Linked DNA regions of Homo sapiens: region 1 is linked to region 2. Evidence: chromatin contacts called from ENCODE Hi-C or POLR2A ChIA-PET data. All regions are on one chromosome and are shown on one strand. The core of a region is the stretch at or near the end of the contact, and the rest is flanking DNA. Distances in the headings are between cores, read along the strand shown.

What was found. A loop is a pair of places that touch in the nucleus more often than their neighbours do. ChIA-PET counts read pairs that join two places held with the same protein, here RNA polymerase II (POLR2A). Pooled maps may share reads with other maps.
Region 1: a loop to region 2 is called in a pooled map, with 3 times the contacts of the local background. The contact joins the enhancer-like site here to the promoter of LINC02352 in region 2. A Hi-C loop is called at or near these places in 4 of 168 maps with a recorded cell type or tissue (CD14-positive monocyte, IMR-90, MCF 10A and 1 more) and 8 of 50 pooled maps. POLR2A ChIA-PET finds 5 or more read pairs at or near these places in 13 of 52 experiments (BJ, CD4-positive, alpha-beta memory T cell, CD8-positive, alpha-beta memory T cell and 10 more).

The regions. Positions count from the first base shown.
Region 1 is chr15:31,453,875-31,460,620 of GRCh38, forward strand. It overlaps the pseudogene LOC400347. Among named protein-coding and RNA genes, the nearest start is that of KLF13, 130 kb to the left of the region's middle. Within about 2 kb of position 5,382, at least 4 of the 41 ENCODE cell types and tissues checked have a DNase peak (open chromatin) inside an H3K27ac peak, as active enhancers do; they include OCI-LY7, where a contact is called at or near this core.
Region 2 is chr15:31,211,851-31,218,276 of GRCh38, forward strand. LINC02352 (long intergenic non-protein coding RNA 2352) reads left to right here and starts at 4,171. Exons shown (of 2, transcript NR_135834.1): 1 at 4,171-4,187. LOC124903454 (a long non-coding RNA gene) reads left to right here and starts at 4,464. Exons shown (of 2, transcript XR_007064556.1): 1 at 4,464-5,279.

The DNA of each region.
Region 1 (6,746 bases), core at 4,132-6,631, 240 kb after region 2:
AGGCTTTTCTGGGGCCTGAGATTTTTGTTTCAGCAGCCACTCTTGCAGCACCTTCCAGTTTTGAGAAAAGTCTTCTGGTGCCTTTGGAGGTCGCACCACAGCACCAGGGCCGCTTCCTGGCTTCTTGCTTACTTCCTGCGCCTTGCTTTTCCAAAACCTTTTTTTCTTCTTGTTTTTCTTCCAAGTGAGCGTCTTGACAGGACCCGGCTTAGCCACGGGGCTGCTCGGGGCGCGCTTGGAGGTGGGGACCTTCGCCTTCCCCATCCTGCTGCAGTCCAGCGCCTGGGCCGGCCGCCACCCGAGACCCCGGCCTCCCCGGGCCCGGCGCCCTGGCAGCACAAGCGCCTGCCCAGGCCAGGCCGAAACACACCCGCCGCAGGGACCTATTTTTTATTTTTTTGAGACAGAGCCTCACTCTGTTGCCCAGGCTGGAGTGCAGTGGCACGATGTCAGCTCACTGCAACGTCTGCCTCCTGGGTTCAAGCGATTCTCCTGCCTCAGCCTCCCGAGTAGCTGGGATTACAGGTGTGTGCCACCACACTTGGCTAATTTTTGTATTTTTAGTAGAGATGGGGTTTCACCATGTTGGCCAGGCTGGTCTTGAACTCCCGACCTCAGGTGATCTGCCTGCCTTGGCCTCCCAAAGTGCTGGGATTACAGATGTGAGCCACCATGTCTGGCCTGTTTGAGCATTTTAAATATGTGATTCCAGTGCTTTTTGGCCTTTTTTTTTTTTTTTTTTTTTTTGAGAATGCAGCTGTGAATCTTATGGGAATTCTTTTGTAAGGGACATGTTTTTGTTTTGCTTTGTTTTGTTTTTTTGTTTGCAGGTTTTCAAAATTGTCTACTTGATTTTGGCTTTCAGCTTTTTTTTCCTCCAGCACTTTTACTATTTGAGATATAGTACATTTTACTCTTTGTGGATGTCTGTGGTTATCCTACTTGGAGTTTGTTGAGCTTCCTGGATGTATATTGTTTTTCAATCAACTTAGAAATTTTACAGTCATTATTTATTTGAATATTTTTCCTTCTCTTCTGTCTGCTCTCCTGGTATTCTCATGATGTGTATACTAGTGTGCTTGATGGTGTCTCATATATCTCTGAAGCTCTGTTCACTTTTCATTTATTTTTCTCTCTGTTCTTTGGCTTGCATACTCTCTGATGATCTATCTTCAAGTTAATGAATTCTTTCTTCTGCCAGTTTTAATCTTCTGCCAGTTTAATCCACTAAAAACTCTAGTGAATTTTATTTCCATTATTGTACTTTCCAATTCCAGTATCTTCATTTAAAAAATAATTTCTCTCTCTTTGTTGCTATTTCCTATTTGATGTGATATTGTCATCATGCTTTACTTCTTGAATCATGGCTTTCTTTAGTTCTTTGAACATATTATAATGGCCACTTTAAAGTCTTTGTTAAATCTGACACCTATTTAGCTGCTCTTGTCACAAAAAAGTAGCTATAGGAGATGACAGCTATGTTCATCTGCTACACTATTGTAACCATTTTTCTGTGTATACATATAACATCATGTTGTAAACCTCAAATATAGACAAATAAAATTTATTTTTAAAAATCTGACATCGAGTTACTCTCACAGGAAGTTTCTCTTGCTGTTTTTTTCTGAGGTACAGATGATGCTTTCCTGTTTCTTAGCATGTTTCATTATTTTTTGCTGGGATATTTTAGATAACAGATAATATATTGTAGCATCTCTGGGTGCTTGTCCCCATTTCCCCCAGAGGGCTTGCTATTTACTTGTTTATTTTTTAGTGAAGGGCTGGATTGTTTAAGTGAAACCTACTCCCCTGGTGTTGAACATTTGCTATTGCTTCTTCAGGCAGCTTTGGCTCCACAGTCACAGTGATGGCAGTGGTTTTGGCAGTCCCTCTTTGACTGTCTCTTTCCCTGACCACACCAGCTTTAAGCTCCAGTAATTGCTGGCTGATTGTGGTGTTGTTCTCAACAATGCCCTTGAGATTCAATTGCTCTACAGACGGAGTCAATCAAATACAGGATCCTTTGAAGGAGTGGTTCTGGAGGTTGGTACTGTTGGCCCTCCATATCATTGAGTTCCACAGCCATCATTTAACCAACCGCAGATAGAAAATACTGTTAGTTTGTTTTTTTTTAAAGAAGAAGATGGTTGTGTCCATATTGAACTGCCTTTTTTCTTTGTCATTATTCCCTATGCAATACAGTATAACAAATATTTACCTAGCATGTATATTGCATTAGTATTTACCTTGCATAAGTAATTTAATGATTCAAAGTATATGGGAGGATGTGTGTATTTTATATGCAAATACTAGGCCATTTTATACAAGAGACTTGAGCACTCATGGATTTTGGTATCCTTGGGGAGTCCTGGAACCAATCCTTGTGGATATGAACTGAATTTGATATATGTTCTGACTCCAGATGAACTCCTCAGGTTCTCTGGGAAAAATCTCCAAGCAATGGATATTGAGCTGGGGGTGGGGACAAGGGTGCACTTCTCTCCAGGTGATAGTCCCACCTCAGGAGCTAGGCACTTGATGGATGGAGGTGGGCAGTAGCTTTGGGTTTTTTCAGCTTACCTCTTCTGGTGGGGCCTCACTATTCTCAGCAGCACTGTGCCCAAGGCAGAGCCTTCATGTCACGAGTGGTGGCTGGACATCAGGGAGCCCCCACCTCTCGTCACCCTCACCTAGAACTTAACCTCAGGCAGCTGGAGGCAGGATAAGAAATGCTGACCTGCCTCTCCTGGGAAGATACTGTGGACCTCCAGCTGAGACTCCAGGTACAGGGGAATGTGGCTGCTTCTCCTACATGCAGATGAATGCAGCTGCTTCCCACTCATACTTCTGGAACAGTTGTCCCCATCCACTGCACCTTGCTCCTCAGGCTGGAGGGTCTACAGGGCAATTGGACTCAGCACTGCTTCTGGTCCTCTCAGCTGGTCCTGGATGGGCAAAGCCTAATGGGAATCTCAGTCTTATTCAGATGCCTGAGTCTCCTCAGCCCTCCTCTGCTCCTCCTCCCTATGGTGGTGCTGACTGTGGGCATTCGTCCTGTCTTCGGGGCATGCTGGCGCTGCTCCTCTGGTGCCCCCTGGGGAGTGTGGCCGAGGTCAGAGGCCCTGTGGCTGGTGTCTGGCCAGTTTTGGTGTGGACCCCTCGCTGGGCTCTGCCCACCTCGACTCCCCACGGCTCCAGCAACATCACTCAAACAAACTGTGTTTGCACACATGTGACTCAGTGATTTCTTCTGTAGGATTTTATTCTGCAAATGTGCTCATGATTGAGTAAAGACAATGACAAATGTGTTCACTGAAGCAGTGTTTGTGACAAAAGTCAGGAAACACCCAATGCCCACCAAACAGGATGACTTAAGTATCATCCATTCACACAATGGCATGTGTCTTTCCAGAAAGCAGGATTCTGTGATCAAGATATTTGGACATGTGCACAGCATGCTCCCACATGTACAAAGCACTCACACAAATATCCTCACGCATGCGCATATGGCCTTGGGTGTCTGGAGGGACACGTGGCACATTGCAGGCTGTGGCTCCTCGGGAATGGGTGTCCAAACCCCAGTTCTCTGCATCACTCTCTTTTAACTAAATCAGCATTTCATCCCTTTTAAGCCTGCTTTCACCGTCCTTCTACTATATGTGTTTAAAACCCATTCATGACTTTATAAAAACATCTCTTTGGGAAAAAGTGAGCCTGGGAAGGAAGTGTGGATTAGGAGTTTTGTTTTTTCCTTAAGATGATCTATTTTCTCCCTGGTGTTTGCAAGTTATTTTCATGAGCCATTTGGGAATGTCCTTTTTATTTACTGTGGATTCCAGACAAACCCAGACTCTTGTACTGCACAGCACAGCCCGAAGCAGCCTTGGCCCAAGAAGCCGTCTGGGCTGGAGCTAAGAGTGTGACTCAGCTGGGACCTATTTTTCCCAACCTGCCCTGCCTGCCGCAGGGGCACAGGCAGCTGTAAGTAGAGGTGGAGGTGCCCCAAGACAAAAGGGAGCCCCCCACAGGGTGCCTTCTGGTTACAGAAGGGGTCCGCCAGGATCTCTGCCTGCAGCTGTGCGACACCTGGACTGGCCATTTTCTCCCCCTTAGCTTTTGTGGGCAGAGATTCCAGGTGCAACTGCGGAGGAAGAAAACCAATGGCCTCTTCATGCAAAGCTGCGTCCCACGAGGTGGCCTGGTGAACCATGCAGAGCAGGCCTAGCCGGCTTTAGGACCCTGCAGGCTGGGGTGAAGGGAGTGCGGAGATTTTCTAGGTTAGGGGCCTCAGGGCAGGTCTAGTCCCATTTTGTCAAAGTCCCTCTGATGGCAGCACAGATGAGTGGTGTCACTGACTTTGAAGGGATGGACCTGAGTTGAAGCATATGACAAAATGAGCTCCAGCTAGACCTGGGGCAACCCTGGGGGTCTCCCCCAACTCAGGCTGAAGGGAAGCAGAGATATGCTGCAGCCTCTGCCTTTCTTTCCTGGATTTCTCCTTTCTCCAGGGATCCTGTTTCCTTTGATTGGAAAATGGTATAGAGCCCAAGACCTGGGCGCTGGGTGTTCTCCTGGCCACTGGAGAGTTGTTGCTCTAGCCTCTCTTAGTGGACAGAGCTAGGACACATATGTATGTGTACTCACCCATTTGTATATCATGTTAGTCTATTTGCATTGCCATAAAAGAATACCTGAGGCTGGATAATTTATAAAGAAAAAAGTTCATTTGGCTCATGGTTCTGCAGGCTGTGCAAGAAGCATGGAGCCAGCATCTGTTTCTGGTGAGGATGTCAAGAAGCTTTCAGTCATGGTGGAAGGAAAAGTGGGAGCTGGTGCGTCACATGCCACAGAGGGAGCAAGAGAGAGGGGAGGGGTGTCAGGCTCTTTTCAACAACCACCTCTCGTGTGGACTGACAGCACGAAGTCACTTATTACTGTGAGGAGTCACCAAGCCATTCATGGGAGATCTGCCAACATTGGGGATCACATTGGGATCACATCCAAACCATATCATATCCTGTGCCTTTAGTGATTTCTCTCTGTCCCTCTTTGTCCACTGAACTAAGCCTGGATTCACACTGATATCTCAGACTCAAGGCCAGCCCTACAGGACTCATTCCCGCCCCCACTGTTGATCCATAACCCCCCTTCCACACTCGCCACACTGAGACACTGGCTCTAACCACCCAGCATGCCTTCACTTGTTTGTTCAAGCCCAGTGTACCTGTGTGGAAGCTTCGGAATCATTAGCCTGCTCTCACTTGACATGCATGTGCTGAGTAGAGCATCGCTCCCTTTGTCTGCAGGTGTTTCCAGTAAGAACACCGCTTTCCCAACTTACTTAGGCCAGCTCCTCCTCCCACCCCCTCACGGAGGTCATGTTTGTAATTCAGTGAGTGTCTTGTCACAGTCTGTGTTCCATCCTGGGATTCCCCAACCTACTGGTTGAGGTTTTGTAATTTGCATGCACTAAAAATGAACTCTTTGTAATGTGTACAGTTCTATGGGTTTTGACAAACACAGAGATACTTGTAGCTAGCACTCCAGTAGCAGACAGAGTAGCTCCATTACCCTAAAAATTGTCCTGTGCATCCCCTTTATAATAGCCATCTCCTGATCCTCTGAATCTCATAACCCCTGATGTGTTTTCCATCCTTATAGTTTCATCTTTTGCAGAATGTCATATGAATGGAATCATATGATATATAGCGTTTTGGGTCTGGCTTCTTTCATTTATGCTATTTCATTTAAAAAAAACAGTTTCAGTTTCAGCAGAATTTTTAATTATGTGTTTTATCTTTTTGAAAGTAGTAAGCATAGCTAGTTAAAAATCTCCATGTGATATCCTCACTACTTGGGGCTTGTATGGGTCAATTTCTATTGCCTATTGTTTCTACTAGTTTTCGTTTGTGTTGATTTGTCTTCTTGAATTCTTGGTTCTCTTTCATTTTGAGTTGGATATTAAGTATGCAAAACTTTATAAAAATACTTTGAAGCATAGGATAATGATATTATTGTTATTATTATTATTGTTATTTTTACAGAGACTTGCTTCTGGCAGGTTCATAGCATAAACATTCTCTTTAATCCAGCTCAGAAATTGAGGTCTCCTGAGCCACACTGATGACTGAAGCCAGGCTGTAGCCCTCATGAGGGTTAATTTTCTTGTTTTCTCAGAGAAGGCAATCTTTTGGTATCCCCATGCAAAGGGTGACACCCACCCCAACTAGTCTTTCTTTTTTTTTTTTTTGTTGAGACGGAGTCTTGCTCTGTCGCCCAGACTGGAGTGCAGTGGCGCGATCTTGGCTCACTGCAAGCTCCGCCTCCCGTATTCACGCCATTCTCCTGCCTCAGTCTCCTGAGTAGCTGGGACTACAGGCGCCCGCCACCAGCTGGGACTACAGGCGCCCGCCACCACGCTCAGCTAATTTTTTTTTGTATTTTAATAGAGACGGGGTTTCACCGTGTTAGCCAGGATGGTCTCCATCTCCTGACCTTGTGATCCACCCGCCTCAGGCTCCCAAAGTGCTGGGATTACAGGCATGAGCCACCACACCCAGCCTCTTTTTTTTTTTTTTTTTCTTAAAGATGGAGTCATGCTCTGTCGCCCAGGCTGGAGTGCAGTGGTGCGATCTTGGCTCAGTGCAACCTCCGCCTCCCGGGTTCAAGTGATTCTCCTGTCTCCTGAACAGCTGGGACTACAGGCACCCACCACCATGCCTGGCTAATTTTTATATTTTTAGTAG
Region 2 (6,426 bases), core at 2,921-5,420:
CCATAATGAAAAGATAAAACAGGCTGGGTGTGGTAGCTCATGCCTGTAATCCCAACACTTCAGGAGGCCAAGGCAGGCAGATCACTTGAGGCCAGGAATTCGACACCAGCCTGGCCAACATGGCAAATCCCTGTGTCTACTAAAAATACAAAAAATTAGCCAGGCATGGTGGTTCACGCCTGTAGTACCAGCTACTTGAGTGGCTGAGGTGGGAGGATCGCTTGAGCCCTGGAGGTTGAGGCTGCAGTGAGCCGTGATCACGCTGCTGTACTCCAGCCTGGGTGACAGAGCAAGATCTTGTAGAAAGAAAGAAAGAGAGAAAGAGAGAGAGAAAGGAGAGAAGGAGAGAGAAAAAGAGAGAGAAAGGGAGGGAGGGAGGGAAGACAGGGAGGGAGGGAGGAAGGAAGGAAGGAGAAGGAAAGAAAGAAAAGAAAGAAAGAGAGAAAAAGAAAGAAGAGAAAGAAAGGAAGAAATAAAGAGAAAGAAAGGAAGGAAGGGAGGGAGAGAAGGGGAGAGAGGAAGGGAAGAGGAATTACTCTTCTGCCCACTGACAGATAAAGCAATCGAAACCCAAAGAAGGAAAGTGAGTCCTGTGATGTAACACAGCCAAGTCACAGCAGAGTTCATTGCTGAACTAGAGCTTCCCCGCTGGCTCCTGGGCCAAGCCCTTTCTATTCCCCCCCATGCTCATAGGCAGGGAAGTTGGAAAAAAGAAGCAATACGAGTAGGAATAATTTCTTCTGTTGCTTGAGAAAAGCCTGGTAGCAGCCCTAAGACATTAGAATATGATGAGACCGTTCATGACAAATGATGATCATTTGTGGGATATACTGTTTATGTAGTGTTTAGGGAAGAAATATTTGTTCTGCCATGTATGTGCATTACATTACATAAAAGGACAGGCAGGGAATCCCTCCTTTCCACACCCTGCCCTGTTTGGCACCAAACGCCTGTTCTGTTTTGAAAGGTTCGTAGATAACCAATCAGGGCTGTGTTATAGTGTGTCAGGACAGCAATACTAAAAAGCCATTTGCAAGTTCAAATATATTAAAGTTGTCTCTTTCCCACACATACAAAATGAGCAAAGCTTTCATTATTCATCAAATGAAAAAATTAAGCCCTGCAATTATCTGTCTATGGCCCCAGGATAGGCTGTGCATCATTTAATCAGATGTTACTACGTGAAGCCGCAGACTACGTCTGGCCACGAACAGACATAAAAGAAGGGCTAGTTGATCAAAAAAAGAACAAAACCAACTTCCAGGTCTTAATATCCAATGTTGCTTTGCCTGAAAACTTCTGAGCCTTAAAACTCAGCTGGAGTTTACAAGGAGGAAGGGAGATTCCAGAAGGTGATAACTGGGCCCCTGACACAAAAGCCAAATACAACAAAGCTAATGAAATCTTTCTCATAACCAAACTGGCAGGGCCCCCGCCTTGCTTTTTTTGAGAGGATCCATAGGGCTCTGTGTTTATATTTGAGGATTTGTCTGAAATCCTAGAGGCTTAGAGCTAGTGGGCAGAGCTTGGTGAGGCCCATGTGTCATCAAGGGCAGGAATTGGCACTCCTTGCTTTAGCTCAAATCCAGTCCTAGGCCAGGCGCGGTGGCTCACGCCTGTAATCCCAGCATTTTGGGAGGCCAAAGCGGGCAGATCACCTGAGGTCAGGAGTTCAAGACCAGCCTGACCAACATGGAGAAACCCTGTCTCTACTAAAAATACAAAATTAGCCGGTGTGGTGGCGAATGCCTGAAAACCCAGCTACTCGGGAGGCTGAGGCAGGAGAATCACTTGAACCTGGGAGGTGGAGGTTGCCATGAGCCAAAATCGTGCCATTGCACTCCAGCCTCGGCAACGAGAGAGAAACTCTGTCTAAAAAAAAAAAAAAATTCCAGTCCTGCAGGAAAGTGTAACGTGGATGTGTATGATGGGGACCCCCAGCAGTTCTCCCTTTCTCTGAGGGGCCTCCACGACCCCTGCCCAATTCCCTGAGGGTGCTGAGTTTCTGAGGGTCACACTCAAAAGAGATTTTTCTGGGCCGAGCGCGGTGGCTCACGCCTGTAATCTCAGCATTTTGGGAGGCCGAGGCAGATGGATCATGAGGTCAGAAGATGGAGACCATCCTGGCTAACATGGTGAAACCCCGTCTCTACTAAAAATACAAAAAATTAGCTGGGCGTGGTGGCGGGCACCTGTAGTCCCAGCTACTCCAGAGGCTGAGGCAGGAGAATGGCATGAACCCGGGGGGCAGGGCTTGCAGTGAGCCTAGATCGAGCCACTGCACTCCAGCCTGGGCAACAAAGAGAGACTCAGTCTCAAAAAAAAAAAAAAAAAAAAAGTCACAGATTTTTCTGTTTTAATTGCCATTTATTTAATATATAGAAGTTTTCAAAACAAGGGTCCCTGGATGAGGGTGGTAAGAAGGTTGGGGTCCTAGTCCAATGGGTTTAAGGTTCCTTTCACCTTGGAGCACCCAGGCTTGCTTGACCAGGGTGCCCACTGGCTGAGCACCTGCCTGGAATGGCCCAGTGGGGGTCTCCTCCTCCCTCCCAGGCCAGGGAGAGGGATGAAGCCGGGAAAGATGGCCCCCTCCCCCAGGAGAGCAGTGTCTGGCTCTTGGTGCAAGAGCACCTTCTCTCCCAGGTGCTGGAAAAGGTCGTATTTTACTGATTTTCCCCTTCTCCCCATTCCCTCCTTCCCCTATCTGTAGGAGGCTTGCAGGTGTCCAGCTGTCCTTTCGCAGTAGACACATGGTGGTCTCAGGAGCTAACATCGGCCCTTCTACAAGCCAGGGGGACACCAAACACTTGCCTGTCAATCGAGCTCCACTCAGCTGGGTTCAGACAAGCTCAGGGGCTACCCCAGGCTCAGCAGTGCCGACTATAGCCTTGTGCAGTTACTGCTGCACACACGTGAGGACACACAGGAAGGGTACGCATTTGACACAAGCTTCCCATGGAAATACCTTCTCAAACCTGGAGCAGGGTGAGAATGTTGCAGCCCTGGGCCCCTCCTGGGTCAGAAGCTGGCTCAGCCCAGCGTTCACAGAGGCCAGCCTCCCAGAGCCTGAGAAGAGGCCTGCACCAGGCGTGGGCACAGAAGGATGCAGATTGTGCAACAGGAGCCAAGGGCTGGAGAGGCATTCTGGCGAGAGATTTGGAAAGCTTCTGGAACAGGGTGAAACATTCATCAGGTGACCCAGGGGATAGGCTCTCCAGGAAGGAGGCCCAGCTCCAGCAGTAGCCAGAGTTCTGGGCATGTTAGGACGGTGAGGTCCTAGCACGCGGGGGGCGGGGGGCACAGGACAAGGTGTGCGGCAGTGCAGGAAGCCAGCTGAGGCACCCTGACCCTCAGGCCATGCCCTTCTGCTCCTGTGCAGGGGACAGCAGAGGGGAGCTTGGGGACTGACATCTCAAAGGCCTGGTCCCCTCCTTGCTCTCGCAGCCAGTCCTTGCTCTAGGACAGTGACCCATGTCTGCAGCCCGACCCAGCCCACCCACAGAGCCCGGCGTCCCAGAGCTGCTGGGGTGCACGGTGGTCGGGAGGTGAGTGGCTGGGCAGTCCTCCGCAGGGCTGCTGCCAGGTATCAGCCTCGGAGGTTTCCCGGAAACAGAGCCAACGCCCCCCCAAGACCTGGGCAGACCGCATGAGCGTAGGGGTCAGGGGACCGGGTCCCCCAGAGGTGTCAGAAAAATGCTCCCAGGAGGAGGACGCCAGGCTGCTGAGGCCTGTGGCTGACACCAGGGGGCAGGGCGGGGCGGCGGGGACAGCGTCCGGAGGAGGGAGCCGCCCAGACCTAGCCCGGGTGGGGCGAACGAAGAGCGGGCGTGGTGGGCGCCTGCTAGCTCCGGCTCGCGGTGTTAGGCCTTGGGGACATCGCTCGGGGACAGGAGAGCCCCGGGCCCCCGCCGCCCCGAGCCGTGGCCGGGAAGGGGAACACAGTCCATGCGTGCGGCGCCCGACAGCCTCTCCCCGCACGCCCGAGCCCCAGTGCAGGCGGCGGCCCGGCCCCTTTGTGCCTGGAGTGTCACGCGCGGGCGCTCCTGCCGCCGCGCCTGGGAGAGGCCTCCGGCACCCCGGGCCCCTTTCCAAGCACAACAGCAGCCCTGCCGCGGCCCCGCGCTGACCCACTTTCCCTCCTGCCTCCTCAGCCCGAGGCCGAGAATCCAGCGGCCGCCGCCAAGCAGGTGCGAGCCGTCGGGCGGGGCGCGCGGGAGGCGGAGAGGATGGGCCCCTGAACCACCCCGCGCGCCCCACCTCAGCCTCCCGGGGCGAGCCAGGTTTCCGGGGCGGGGGCCGCGAGGAGGAGGAGGAGGGCAAGGCGGGGGAACGGGAGGGAGAGGACCCGGGGAGGGGGAGGGGGAGGCGGAGGGGAAGGGGGAGGCGGAGGGGGAGGGGCAGAAGAAGGGGGCAAGGAGGGCAGAGAGATGAGCGAGAAAGAAAGGAGGGGTGCGGGAAAGGAGGAGAGGAAGGAGCGGTGGGAGGAGGAGGAGGGGTGCGGGAGAGAAGGGCTGAGGGAGAGGCGGAGGGAAACCGCACCCCTGCCTCTTTCCTGGGCCGAGGCCAGCCGGGGAGGAAATGTTGAAATGGGCGAAGTGCACATCCGCCTCCAGGCCTAAGGGGTGTAGGGGTCAGGCCGCACCGACCCCGCCCTTCCCAGCCCTTCCTGCCAGACCTCTGCCTCCGATGGGCGAGCCCGGTTGCTGGGAGGCGGTTCGCTGTGGAGCCTGGACCCTCTCCACAGTTCAGCCCGCCGGAGGCGTGTGCGCTTCCAGATGAGAGCACTTGTTCACTGAATGACCGTGCGTACTTGGGGGGACATCTGGCCCCAGAACCTCCAGGAGCAGGGTGGCTAATGCTGAGTGCCGTGGCCTGGCACTGGGAAGCGCCGGTCCTCAGTCCCTTTCCCTGCTCCTGGGCATCCCAGGCCCCTTGGGGCGTTCTTACACTGCCTGAGTTAGACCTGGAAGAGTCCCCTGTGCCAGGGCAGGGGCTTTGCCTGCTTGGTCCTTGTTCACCCCTGTGTATAGCTACTACCTATTACCTACCCACCTGTCCACAAGTGTCAGTGCCTGATGTAGGAAGTTACAGTAATTCACAAATAAATCTATCACAAAGGGACATGGATACTCACACTTCCTTCTTACCCCTACTTCCAGGCAGCCATTGTTAATGGGTGCGTGTGTACAGTTCTGGGCACATACCAACATGCACGGATGCATGTTAACCTGCTTTGTATGGAAGAAACGGGGTCAGGATATCATAAAAAGAATTAATGGGTAATCAGTATTCATCAAATGCCAAGATCTAGTTCTGAGCACTTTGCAAATATTAATTTAATCACCACGAACCTCAGTAAAGTTTATTACTATTACTCGCATTTTTCAGATGAGGCGCCTAAGGCACAGAGAGGTTAAGTAGCCTGCCCAGGATCACACAGCTACTAAGTACAGAAGTCAGAATTTGAGCCTGACTCCAGAGCTCATAAGGTTAACAACGAGGCCTCCCACTTTTATATGCGTATTATTCCATGAATTACTGTTTACACTAAGAATATGTTCTTTTCTGCAACCAATGGAAGATTCCTAGAAGAGGAACTACTGGCTATGTGGCATTGAGATTTTTCTTTTTTCTTTTTTTTTCTGAGATGGAGTCTAGCTCTGTCGCCCAGGCTGGAGTGCAGTGGCACGATCTCAGCTCACTGCAACCTCCGCCTCCTGGGTTCAAGCGGTTCTCCTGCCTCAGCCTCCCAAATATCTGGGATTACAGGCCTGCCACTATGCCCAGCTGATTTTTGTATTTTAAGTAGAGATAGGGTTTCACTGTGTTGGCCAGGCTGGTCTTGAACTCCTCACATTGTGATCCACCCGCCTCGGCCTCCCAAAGTTCTGGGATTACAAGCGTGAGCCACCGCGCCTGGCCGTGTGTTTGAGATTCCTAGAGACATTAGTAAAACCCTCCAAAAGAGTGGGGACCTTACACCAGCCTGCCGGTTCAAGCTCCATACTGGACCTCCACCTCCCCAACCCCCACCCCCACCCCACCAGAAAAGGACCCTCCATCCCCTTCAGGTCATAGAGTGAGGAAGAGGGAAGCTTCAACAGGCCCAGATGGCCCTGGTAATGGGCACGGTGACATTTGGGCAGAGAACCCCAGGGCCCTGCATCTGCAGACCTGGGACAGGCAGAGAATGTCCAATGGGGGTGCTAGTGGCATTGCCTGGCCATGACTCTGTCCAGCTGTGGCATCATGTCCCATGGCCAAAGTGTCCAAGCAAGCCTGCTTCTGCCATTGACCTAGGGAGGCCTCTTGACACCTGCTCATTTTCCAAGCCTGTTCCTCCTGCATCCTCAAGATTCGGAGTGCCCTCCAAAATAAGATCTTTTTCTGTAGTTGTTACTATGGGTTAAGAACCCTCCTGTCTGA